Linked DNA regions of Homo sapiens: region 1 is linked to region 2. The links are chromatin loops, found by intact Hi-C in ENCODE. Cell type or tissue: heart left ventricle. All regions are shown on one strand. Each heading gives the region's core, and the rest is flanking DNA. Links, peaks and the distances in the headings are about the cores only. Region 1 overlaps CABLES1 (Cdk5 and Abl enzyme substrate 1). Region 2 overlaps CABLES1 (Cdk5 and Abl enzyme substrate 1).

What was found. A loop is a pair of places that touch in the nucleus more often than their neighbours do. Peaks named below come from ENCODE experiments on the same cell type or tissue, not always from the same donor. Only the 100,000 strongest peaks of a DNase experiment are listed, where the experiment ranks them.
Region 1: a loop joins it to region 2, with 2.1 times the contacts of the local background. A loop is called at or near these places in 25 of 110 quality-filtered maps.

What each region holds. Positions count from the first base shown.
Region 1 is chr18:23,212,295-23,217,666 of GRCh38, reverse strand. CABLES1 (Cdk5 and Abl enzyme substrate 1) reads right to left here. Exons shown (of 10, transcript NM_001100619.3): 4 at 3,613-3,690. Among named protein-coding and RNA genes, the nearest start is that of CABLES1, 79 kb to the right of the region's middle. In heart left ventricle, for the core only: no CTCF peak of the experiment used is centred there; no DNase peak of the experiment used is centred there.
Region 2 is chr18:23,140,735-23,146,106 of GRCh38, reverse strand. The region is part of intron 1 of CABLES1 (Cdk5 and Abl enzyme substrate 1); the gene reads right to left. Among named protein-coding and RNA genes, the nearest start is that of CABLES1, 7.9 kb to the right of the region's middle. RefSeq lists an enhancer at 2,963-3,012. In heart left ventricle, for the core only: no CTCF peak of the experiment used is centred there; a DNase peak (open chromatin) is centred at 1,980; H3K27ac peaks cover 299 bases.

The DNA.
Region 1 (5,372 bases), core at 168-5,167, 71 kb before region 2:
ACATTTTAATTTGAGCATAGTTGTTTCCCAATTAGTAAAAAAAAATTTAAAAATCATAATTATGGTTAAGTGGGTTGTTTATAAATACAATGTCTGCTCATTGAAAAGTTTAAAAAGCATTCTGCTTCTTAATCCTGCTGCTACATCACAATATTTGGAATTGTGCTCAGTGTTTCTTGGGTGAGTACAGAGGTAGACTGTGCTGCAGAAACGAACATGTTCTTTTCTGTTAGGTCTGACAAAGGACCTGAAGATTTTTTTGTTATAGAAAAAAATCCTCTTCTAGCTGGGTACAGTGGCTTACACCTGTAATCCCAACACTTTAGGAGGCCGAGGCAGGAGGATCACTTGAGTCCAGGAGTTTGAGACCAGTCTGGGCAACATGGCGAGATCTCATCTCTACTAAAAATTTTAAAAATTAGCTGGGTGTGGTGGCGCGCGACTGTAGTCCTAGCTACTTGGGAGACTGAGGCAGGTGGATGGCTCGAGCGTAGGAGTTCGAGACTGCAGCGAGCCATGTTTGTGCCACTGCATTCCAGCCTGGGCAACAAAGCAAAATCCTGTCTCAAAAACAAACAAAAACAAAAAACAAAACAAAAAAATCCCTCTTGTGCACCTTGGTTTCCTCATCTATAAAATCTGGAGGAATAGTGGATTTGAATCTGTTCACACCTAGGATGTAAAAGGTGGGATCCCACACACTCATTTTGCTTCTCTGTCCAGGGCCAACACAGCAGCCAAATCTGCTGAATATCCTATGCAGTGGCCCTTTCTGCAACACAGGAGGCCTTCCCAAGCAGCAAGAAGGAGACCCAGGCATGAACAGACACTGTTTCCTAGCACCAACTGGCTGCCACCTAGCATTTCCCTGAGATGTTGAAGAGTGGAGGGCCACGCATATCCACAAGGATGTCCAGTGGAGATGGTCTGAGTGCCCTCTTCCTGGGTAATTTAAGTTAAAACAGCTTCCTAATGGCTTTGCAGAAATGTCGTTATCTTCAAGTTAATGGTGTGAGGTAGAAACTTCCCCATTCTACAGAGGAGCCAATGGAAGCTCACAGAAGCTAATAAGTAATAAAAATTCTAAATCTCCCAAGTTCTTCACAATGATTCTTTTTTACTGTCAGAAATATGGGGTCCTTGCTGAGTGGGCCCTAGCACTTCTCTGCATGCCACGTGCCATGCTGGAAACCTTGGATCCACTCACTCCTGGGAGCTACAGTTAACCTCTGGGAGGCAGATACCAGAAAAGCTCCATTTCGCAGCAAGGTTTCTGCAGATACAGAACTTATCTTGCCTGTCTGCCAGTGTGGGTCATGGAAAAACTTACGGCTGAACAGACTGGGGATTAAACCCCCATTCTGGCCCAAAGTTGATGTTTGAGATTTCAACTCTTAAGGATGGATCAGTGATGTCATCTACAAAATGGGGATGAGCACTTGGGTACCACAGTGAGGGCTACCCTACCCCAGACCTTGGGGAATAAAACGAATATGGACACTTCAAAGACAAGTGTGGAGAAGCCAAATTAAAGAAACAGAATGAGTCTTCAGCCAGGAAGATTCAAGGATTGCTTGACTGGGTATCTCCAGCATGTATTAAAAGTTGTAGTTGGCCGGGCGTGGTGGCTCACGCCTGTAATCCCAGCACTTTGGGAGGCCGAGGCGGGCAGATCACGAGGTCAGGAGATCAAGACCATCCTGGCTAACATGGTGAAACCCCGTCTCTACTAAAAATACAAAAAATTTAGCCTGGCATGGTGGCAGGCGCCTGCAGTCCCAGCTACTCAGGAGGCAGAGACAGGAGAATGGCGTGAACCCGGGAGGCGGAGCTTGCAGTGAGCCGAGATCGCACCACTGCACTCCAGCCTGAGTGACAGAGCAAGACTCTGTCTCAAAAAAAAAAAGAAAAAAAGAAAAAAAAAGTTGTAGTTAATTGTGTGTGTAATTTTAATGTGTCTCCCCTGCTAAGCTGTTCAGGGGCACACGAACCCAATCCATCCTTCTCTGCCTTTGTCCCGGGCACCTGGTCACATGACAAGCACTCAATAAATGAATGAATGAGATGGAGCTAAGGAAAGAATGTGTCAATCAGAGAGGTCAGCCAGGGAAACCCAGAGAAACGAGGCTGATGTCACAGTACCATCCAAGCTCTGGCCAAGAGAGGACCTGCTGGCAAAGAGCCTGCTACTGATAATACAGACACCCTGGAGGTGTATGCCCAGGCTGGTCACACTCAAACATTCTGGGCCCTTCGGCTACTACTTGTAATAAGATGAATTAACTGGCCTCTGGGGTCACACCAGGTCTATGAGCTGGTATGAGCTAATTTTGTCAAGGAATGAGCCTGCTCTTCCAATGTAGCCAGACCCGGGGCCACAGCAGGTAGGTCAGTCAAAGAGAGCTGCCCGAAAACATCTCTCTGGGCAGCCCACTGGCCACTAGATGGTCCTTAAACCTCCGAGCTGCAGGATTTGCTGCTACTTTTTCTAGAACACCTACTTTGCAAGGTTTGGCTGTAAGGATGTAAATAATGAAAAAGACGAGCTCAAAGTGTGTGCCTAACAAACAGTGCCATGATTATCGCTCCTTAAGGCACACATCTCATCAATGACTGAGTCAGGATTCCATGAATATAGATGTGTTTTCTGTCCCATGGAGCTGACAATGAAGAGTGCAGCTAAGGACCTTGGTGAATCGAATAGGCCGTAAGTCTAGCACATCTACAGGGGAAAGGGGAGGTCATGGTGAGCAGGAAGGCCTGGGGTAGAGCTCACGGAGATGGTGGAAGATGAACACATGGCGAATCAGCACCAGTGGCCATACGGCCCTCCTTGGGACAGTGGTCACATGTCTGTGGTGTGGCTGGCACAATGACCAGACGCCACAGCCAACATCCCATGATGCTTGACTTCTTACGCAGTGAACTGTCCTGACTTCGATACCGGTGGCAGCCTGATGACAGACACCGGATGCATGAAAAGGCAAAAGGAGCACAAGGAGGAAGGAACACGGTGTTCAGGGATGGCGATGAAGAGCGGAGGCTTTGCAAGGACGGACCCTCAGGTACTTACTTTTTTTCAGAGTGAAAGGAGGGGCTTGTTGATCTAGAGAGGGAAGCATTCCTCTGGCCTGTAGCTAGTTACCTAATCTCTGGTCCTGGAACCCTTTTGCTTTGATGTTTCTCTGTGGTGGCAGCTCCAGCTTGCTGGTCAGTTTCCAAACCCAAGCCCAAGATGCAAGGAGGTGGAATGGTCACAGGGTTTGTTCTGATTTCTTCCTTGACCTACCTTTTTTCCAAAGGTTGGCATGGCCCTGTGGAATATGGTGGGCCCCATAATGTTCTTGCTAAAGCAAGTATTGGATAAGGTAACAAAATGTAGATTTAGAAAGAACAGGCAATAGGATGGGACACACACGCACACACACAACGAGGAAGCTTTCTGGCTGAAAAGAAAGTGGAACATCTTTTTATCATTCCAGTGTACAAATACTGAATTTGCAGTATCAAAGCAAGGCAACTTCTTGAAAATGGAAAGGATGGCCACATTATGTACATTGGTGTGAGATCTTTTCACCCAGAGAACTACAAAGCATGCATGCATATACATACCCGACTTGGGTACTGTCGCGATACGGCAGCACTGAAAATATACTACAGAAGGATCTTCTGCCACTGATAAGGACTATTCTAAAAAATAAAAAGAAGAACAAACAACAAACACACTAAATGCAAAGAATCAAACTAAAAAACAAAATCTATAGCAATTAAGCATTCATGGCATTCATAGCAGTATTTGCACGCTCCCACCACCTCCTCTGGCAGATGGTATTCTGCTCTCCTTGCAAAATGCAACCCCAGCGTGGCAGAAGTGGGCTGCCTCTCCTCATCCCAATATTAACATGTGAGACACCAGCAAGGGTCACTAATGAGTACACCTGCACCCCTTCTCCTGCAAGACCTGCTTGCTGTGGGCTGCACATGCAAGAGGGAGCAGACAGATCTGAGTCCAGGGTGGCCAGGGCTGGGTGAGCAGTCATGCCACATTTAAACCATTGATTTCTATTTTGCAGTAAACAATGTGAGAGCAATAGCACCAGAAACTATGAGCAGGAAAGACACTCAGAGGCCATTATGATCATTAGGTTTTTCATCTGCTGGCAACATGTTAGGTTCTGAGAATAGATTAAGGGAACAATTACATAATCAGTCTTAGCCTCCATTCCTGCTATAAAGATACTACTGGAAACAGCTCTACATGATGGTCTTATGCAATCAAAAGCCACTTAAAAAAAAACATTAAAACAAAAACAAAAACCCTCAAAAGCACTTATCCTGGCATCTGAGAATAACTTTTGCCAAAGGGAACTGCTGATGAAAAACTGGAGAAATGAGTGGAAGAGATTTAAAAACAACATTCTTTGTAGCACAAAGTCAATATCACATCATATGGGGAAGCTTATTTACTTTTGTCATCCTTTCTTTCGACAACCATAAGACCAGGGAAAATGGTTCTACTACTACATGCATCAGGGTTTGGAGATTTCAACTTTGTTGTAACACTATGAAATTAAATCGTCCTGGGATGTAGTCCGGTTCCCTGGCACGGCAAACCAGGCCCTGTGTCTCCTGCTTTCTGTCTCTCCAGTTTCAACACCCACAGAATTTCCCTGATTTTACCGTTCTACCCGTGCTGAAGTACTTACAGCACCCCCACCTTAACAAAAAATCCTATCCTGCTGTTTTATACTTGTGTTCTTTGCATGCTATTTCTTCTGCCTATATGCCCCACCTTGAAACACCCAATGAACTCCTATTTATTCTTCCAAACGTAGCTCAGAAGTACCCCCTCCACGGAGTGTTTCCTGCCCCTCTTCATGGAGTTTTTTGTTCCCTTTTTGGTGCTGTCTCCAATTCCCCATTCAGACGTCCAGGAGGGCACGGATGTGATCCACACTGCTGATCATTTGCCTCCCTCCTTTACTAGAGGGTGAGTCCGGGCAGGGGTTTAGTGCGTGGTGGCCCCTCCATCTATGCATGGGTATTAGATGTCACTGAAATGCAGTGTGGGCCTCAGAGCAGCAACACTTGAATATCCGTCATGGGAGGGCAGGGCTGCAGGCATCCTATGCAATCAAAAGCCACTTTCGGCTTTTGGCACTTTTGGTGTCAATTCCATAGCAGTTCATATCCCCAGTGGTTAATGGGATGGGACCAAAGTAACACACTCAGCTTCGAACACCAGCTGTCACTTTTGTTTGACCTCGGTCAGCTTACTAACACTTCTGAGCCTCATTCTGCCCTTCTAAAAAATGGGATAAAATTAGTAACTATCTTATTGGAATGCTGTAAGAGTACATGAGCCCATACTT
Region 2 (5,372 bases), core at 68-5,067:
ATAAAAATCAACGTGCTAGGCACATAAACATTTTTGGCATTTTTGAATATTTTACTAGTATCTGGTTGAATGGTTTTTCTTCTGTTTATCGTAAAACCTAACTTAGATTTACATATACCCTGTGCTTTAAACCAGGGACAAGATTGGGTCCCTCTTGCACACACATATCATTACAATATTCTAAAGTCATAAGCCCCTGGTATTTGCACGTTCTGCTTTACAAGCTCTTGTCTGTGACCAAATGTGCAGTAATAAGCCCCAAACCACAATGAATGATAACCTCATTAAATATGATCTAGTGCGTAGCCATCCAAACTACTAAAACAAAGAGGAAAAGACAAACTAGCAAACTCCAATTAATTATACGTTCTTAGAGGCTTTTCAAAATCAAACAAACATAAAAATACAACATTACACAGTTGGTAAAACAGGGTAATAGCTAATGATTTCATGATTCCCGTATGTAATACTAAGTGGTCTGAGCCCCAGAATCTGTGAAAAGTTTGGTGTTTAAATGGTACACAGGCTGAAACTTGAGGGGGACAGATATTTTTCTAAAGTGGAAAAAATGGATAATGGTGACCCTGGGGAAAATTTACATCATTATGTTAAGCAGCAGATTCTTATAAAAACTTCTGGTTTTCAACATGCTTCCTTTGATAGCGACATTTTGCACAGCCCCCAAAGAGGAGAACAGGACAAAAAGGATGTGTGAGCCAGGCACAGTGGCTCACACCTGTAATCCCAGCACTTTGGGAGGCCGAGACGGGTGGATCACAAGGTCAAGACAGGCAGATCACGAGGTCAAGAGATCGAGCCCAGCCTGGCTAACATGATGAAACCTCATCTCTACTAAAAATACAAAAATTAGGCCAGGCACGGTGGCTCATGCCTGTAATCCCAGCACTTTGGAAGGCCAAAGCAGGCAGATCATCTGAGTTCAGGAGTTTGAGACCAGCCTGCCCAACATGGCGAAACCCCGTCTCTACTAAAAATACAAAAAATTAGCTGGGCATGGTGGCAGGCACCTGTAATCCCAGCTACTTGGGAGGCTGAGGCAGGAGAATTGCTTGAACCCAGGAGGCGGAGGTTGCAGTGAGCCGAGATTGCGCCACTGTACTCCAGCCTGGGCAACAGAGTGAGGCTCCGTCTCAAAGAAAAAAAAAAAGAAAGAAAAAAAAAAAGGATGTGTGGTAAAGCCTTAGGTGCACATGCTGATAACCAACTCTCTGGAAGGGGAAAAAGAAAAACCTTGACTTACAGCATTGGCCGATTCCTGTGGTGTAAATATTCCCACCACAACCGATTTCAGCAACCACCTCAGATTCCTCAGTCGTCTCCAATAAGTGGGTAGGAGTCAGCTCCAAGACACTACAGGGTCTGCAAGAAACCCAGCTTAGAAGCCAGGAAAACTAAAGTTCAATTCTAGCTCTAGATTCCAGCTATGTGGCCTTAGACAAATTTCCTTAACCATCCAGCCTCAGTCTTCTCAGCTCTAAAGTAGGCAACCTGTTTCACAGACTGCCACGCAAATAAAACAACATACGTGAAGGATGTGGCACACAAGAGGTACTCAGAACTCCATACAAGTCACCTCCCTCCTGAGGGTGGGAGAGACAGGCTCAGGTAGGGTGGGCTGGGTGGTGCAGCCTCCACAATCTGTCTCACCTTAGCCCCATGACAGATTGTTTTAGCAAATTAAGAGTCAGGAGCAACTGCTGGATGAAAACAAAGACCTAGAACGTTGTGGGGTGGGGGAACAGAATCAAATTTTCCTCCTCTTACTGTTAGGGAATTGGAGTTTCATTTGTGTTCCCTATGGAGGAGAGATGTGGTCTGTTCCACCAAAAGCTGGCCCCAGGGCAATCCATCAAGCTCTGACCAGACCACGGAGGAGGGGCCCTCCAGTCAGACCAGGGCTGAAGCACAGATCCACAGGGAAGGAAGAGGCCCAGCCAGGAGCGTGTACGAGCATGGGGAGAGCAGCGGCTGGCTCTGTGGCTGACGGAGCTGGAAGGAAGGGGCCTCTTGTGGGAGGCCTTGCCCCAGGAGAAGCCTGAGAGTGCCAGAGCCTGGGGCACGGAGCAGCGTGGGTGCCCTCTGTAAAGACAACACAGTATGGCAGCAACAGGCCTCAGAGGGTGTGTGGGAGCGGGGGAGGTTGCAGTGGCAACCAGGACCCAAGCCAACAGCTGCCTCGCCTGAAATACCAGGAATTTAAGACTGGCAGGATCAGATGTGGGTTTCAGAAGGGTCCCTCTGACAGCCCAGGGGGGGAGGGATTGACAGGGGTCCAAACAGAAGCCAGGAGCCCCTCGGGCCACCACATTATCCAGGCTGTGAAACAAGGCAAGGAGGGTGCAGGCAGGCAGGAAGGGGCCAAGGGGACCTGCACACTTCCTGGGCACAGAGCACTGGGCTAGGGTGGGGGAAGCACAACCACTCTGTGACAAGCCAGGGAATAGGCCATGTGGTCTCTGTCGCAACTACTCGATTCTGTCCTTGTAGCACAAAGGCAGCCAAAGGCAAGACTTGCACGAGTGGGTGTGGTTTTTCCAAGAAAGTATTATTTATAAACAGCCAGAGGGGCAGTTGGGGAAAGGGTGATGCTGAGAAGATACAGCGGGAAACCCGCCCAGGGCGGAGGTGGTAGTATCATTCCCATTTCACAGACGAGGACCCAGCAGAGCTTTAAACTTTAGGAGGCCAGGTTCCTGTTGCTAATTGTACCATGCTCTATATAACACAAGATGTGTAATGTACCAGGTGAGTCAGAGAGGCAATAAAGGTGTCAGGGATTCAGCTGTGGCCAAGAAGAGAGGAAGCACAGGCAGGCAGAGGGCGGGAGTTAATTGCCAGAGTCACAGGAATCCCTATTTAAAACCTGGCCTGTCCTCTGGGCCCAAATGCACAGAGGTCTTCCCTAGATGACAGAAAAGTGGAAACTGAAACAAGGAAATCACAAGTGATCGGGAACCCTTGAGGCCATTTAGGTCAACTTCTGCTCAGTTCAGCTGAAGCCTATTTAACAAGCATGCATGAGCCTGACCTGTAAATTGTAGCACAGCAGAGGGAGGTGGGTCAGAGCACAGGACCCCAGACAAGTTACTTAACTTCTCTGTGCTTCCAAATGGAGGTGAAGGTAGTACTGTCTCAGGGTGTTTCTAGGTATGAACTCAGTCCCATCAAAGTGCTTAGAATAATGCCTGCCACATATTTGTTAAATAAAAATACCGTGTCCAAGGCCCTGTGCCAGCTGCCACAGGGAAGGGTGTGAAACGTCCCTGCACCCCTCCCCAGGTGGGGGGAGTTCAAACAACAAGCTCACCTCTAACCACTCACTCACCACTCTACCAACTTGCCCGTTTACTTATGTCACCCAGCACAGACAGGGACCATGTTTTATGCCTCCATCTCCCATGAGTAGGACAGCGGTGACTCATGATTGATACTCATTGTGTTCAATGTTTGTTGAATGAATAAGTGATACAAGGCATTAAGTCTCAATACCAAGATTTCCTTTTCTACATAACTGACAGATAACACTGCAACCTAAGTCACCCCCTGGTCACTCTGTGACCTTGGACTCCTGCCCCTCTGTGGTGTCTGGGGTCTGATATCAACATGTACAACAGTACTTTGTAAACCTGAAGGCCCTTTAGCAATAGAGGTTACTACAGATCATGTCCTTGGTGTGAGGGTAGTTTCATCTGGGGGACTGACTGCCTCCCCAGGCAGTGGCTTCCTGCTTGGATGGCCTCCTAACATTGTCAGTCCAGCTGCGATATTGCCCGTGCCTGAAGGAACACAGCTGAAGGTAGTTTTTAAAGTTCTCCCTTACTCTGGGGCAGCCCTATTCATTCATCCATTTATTCCTTCATTAGTTACATGTTCTGCCCATCAGAGCCACATGGAACAAACTTAATGCTACTTTGTACCTGATTCTGAGGTTGGATTATCCACACGTCCCCAGGCTAAACATGCCCCCAGACCCTGCAGCAGGCCACAGGACCGAGACACGTGGAATGGTGGACCCAGAAGGGGTGGCAGGCTCATCTGTCCCAACCGCTGAGTTCCATAAGGAAACTAAGACCCAGAACCCAGGAGTCTCAAAGTCCTGCTTTGACCTCTCTTATGCCACATCAGGTCACAGCACAGGCTCAACTGCACTGCCTCCTATTCTACCCTCCAGAAAACCTGCCCTTGGCTCTCTGCCACCTCACCGCTATCTTTCTGAAGAGAGAAAAAAAGTCCAGGCATCGGCGCTTCCTGGGAAAGCTACTGAGCACGTGGCGCAGAGCCATGTGATGGCTTCCCCACCCATTCAGAGAGCAAAAGCTCACCCTTGAGCTCACTGGCCTCCCCAGGCACTTGCCAGCAGTGAGCAGGCTTCCTATGTATTTCTCCTGAGCTCGCCCACATTGCAGGCTTTGTGACTGCAACAAGGGCAGCAGGGAAGCCTCAGACTGCGCCCACCATCCACAGGCCCCCGCCTGGCCTGGGGCTACAACTCCGACCTCCAAAACCCATGGTTGCTGGAAAAATGGCTCAGCAATAACTTGTGTTTGCTTACTGCTGAGATCAAAGTTCTTTACAGACTTCTGAAATCCTGAGGGGTCAGGTGGCTCACAGCTGGGGCACACACACACAGACTGGCGACTTGCCTGATGTCACAAAGCGGGTGGTGAAAAAGCTAGGAAACAGCATCCATCTCCCCTTTCTTACCCTGATTCTTGATCTGTGGTGGGCTCACATTTTTCTTTTCAGTCAAGACATAGATTACAATTACAGCACAAGCCTGGATTTCCTCCAAAGAGGGGCAATGCAGCGGGAGGGGCAGGCAGAAGCTCTAAGTCAGCTGAGCAATAGTGAGCCTGAGCTCTGCTATTAATTGCCAACTGGCCTTGGGCAGGCCACTTAACATCTCCTGAGCCCTGGGTTCCTTGGCCTGACAACAGGAACAAATCATCATAGTGGGTAAAGCCTCCCTCCTCAAAGGGTGGCCACTCTGCATTCCAGGGAACTGGTTAGAAATACAGAATCTGCTTTTAAGAGATTAAGTGACTCTAAATGCATTTACATTTGAGAAGCCCAAATCTGAAGCATTTAGCACAAGCCCACATTCAGACCTCGATTATAAATGTAAGTGCATTTTACACTAGAAAGGGCCTGAGACACAAGCCAAGGTTCTCAGGAGGAAACAGACCCAGAAGGCTGATTAACCCACCGGGGTCAAACGGCTGTCACAGTGGCACCAGCATCTGAACACAGGACTTAAGGCTCTTCCGTACCACAAACCCACAAGGCATGATGCTAACCCAAGTGTTCTCAGAGGCAAAACCCTCATGCTATTTTTTAATAGTACCCTGGGT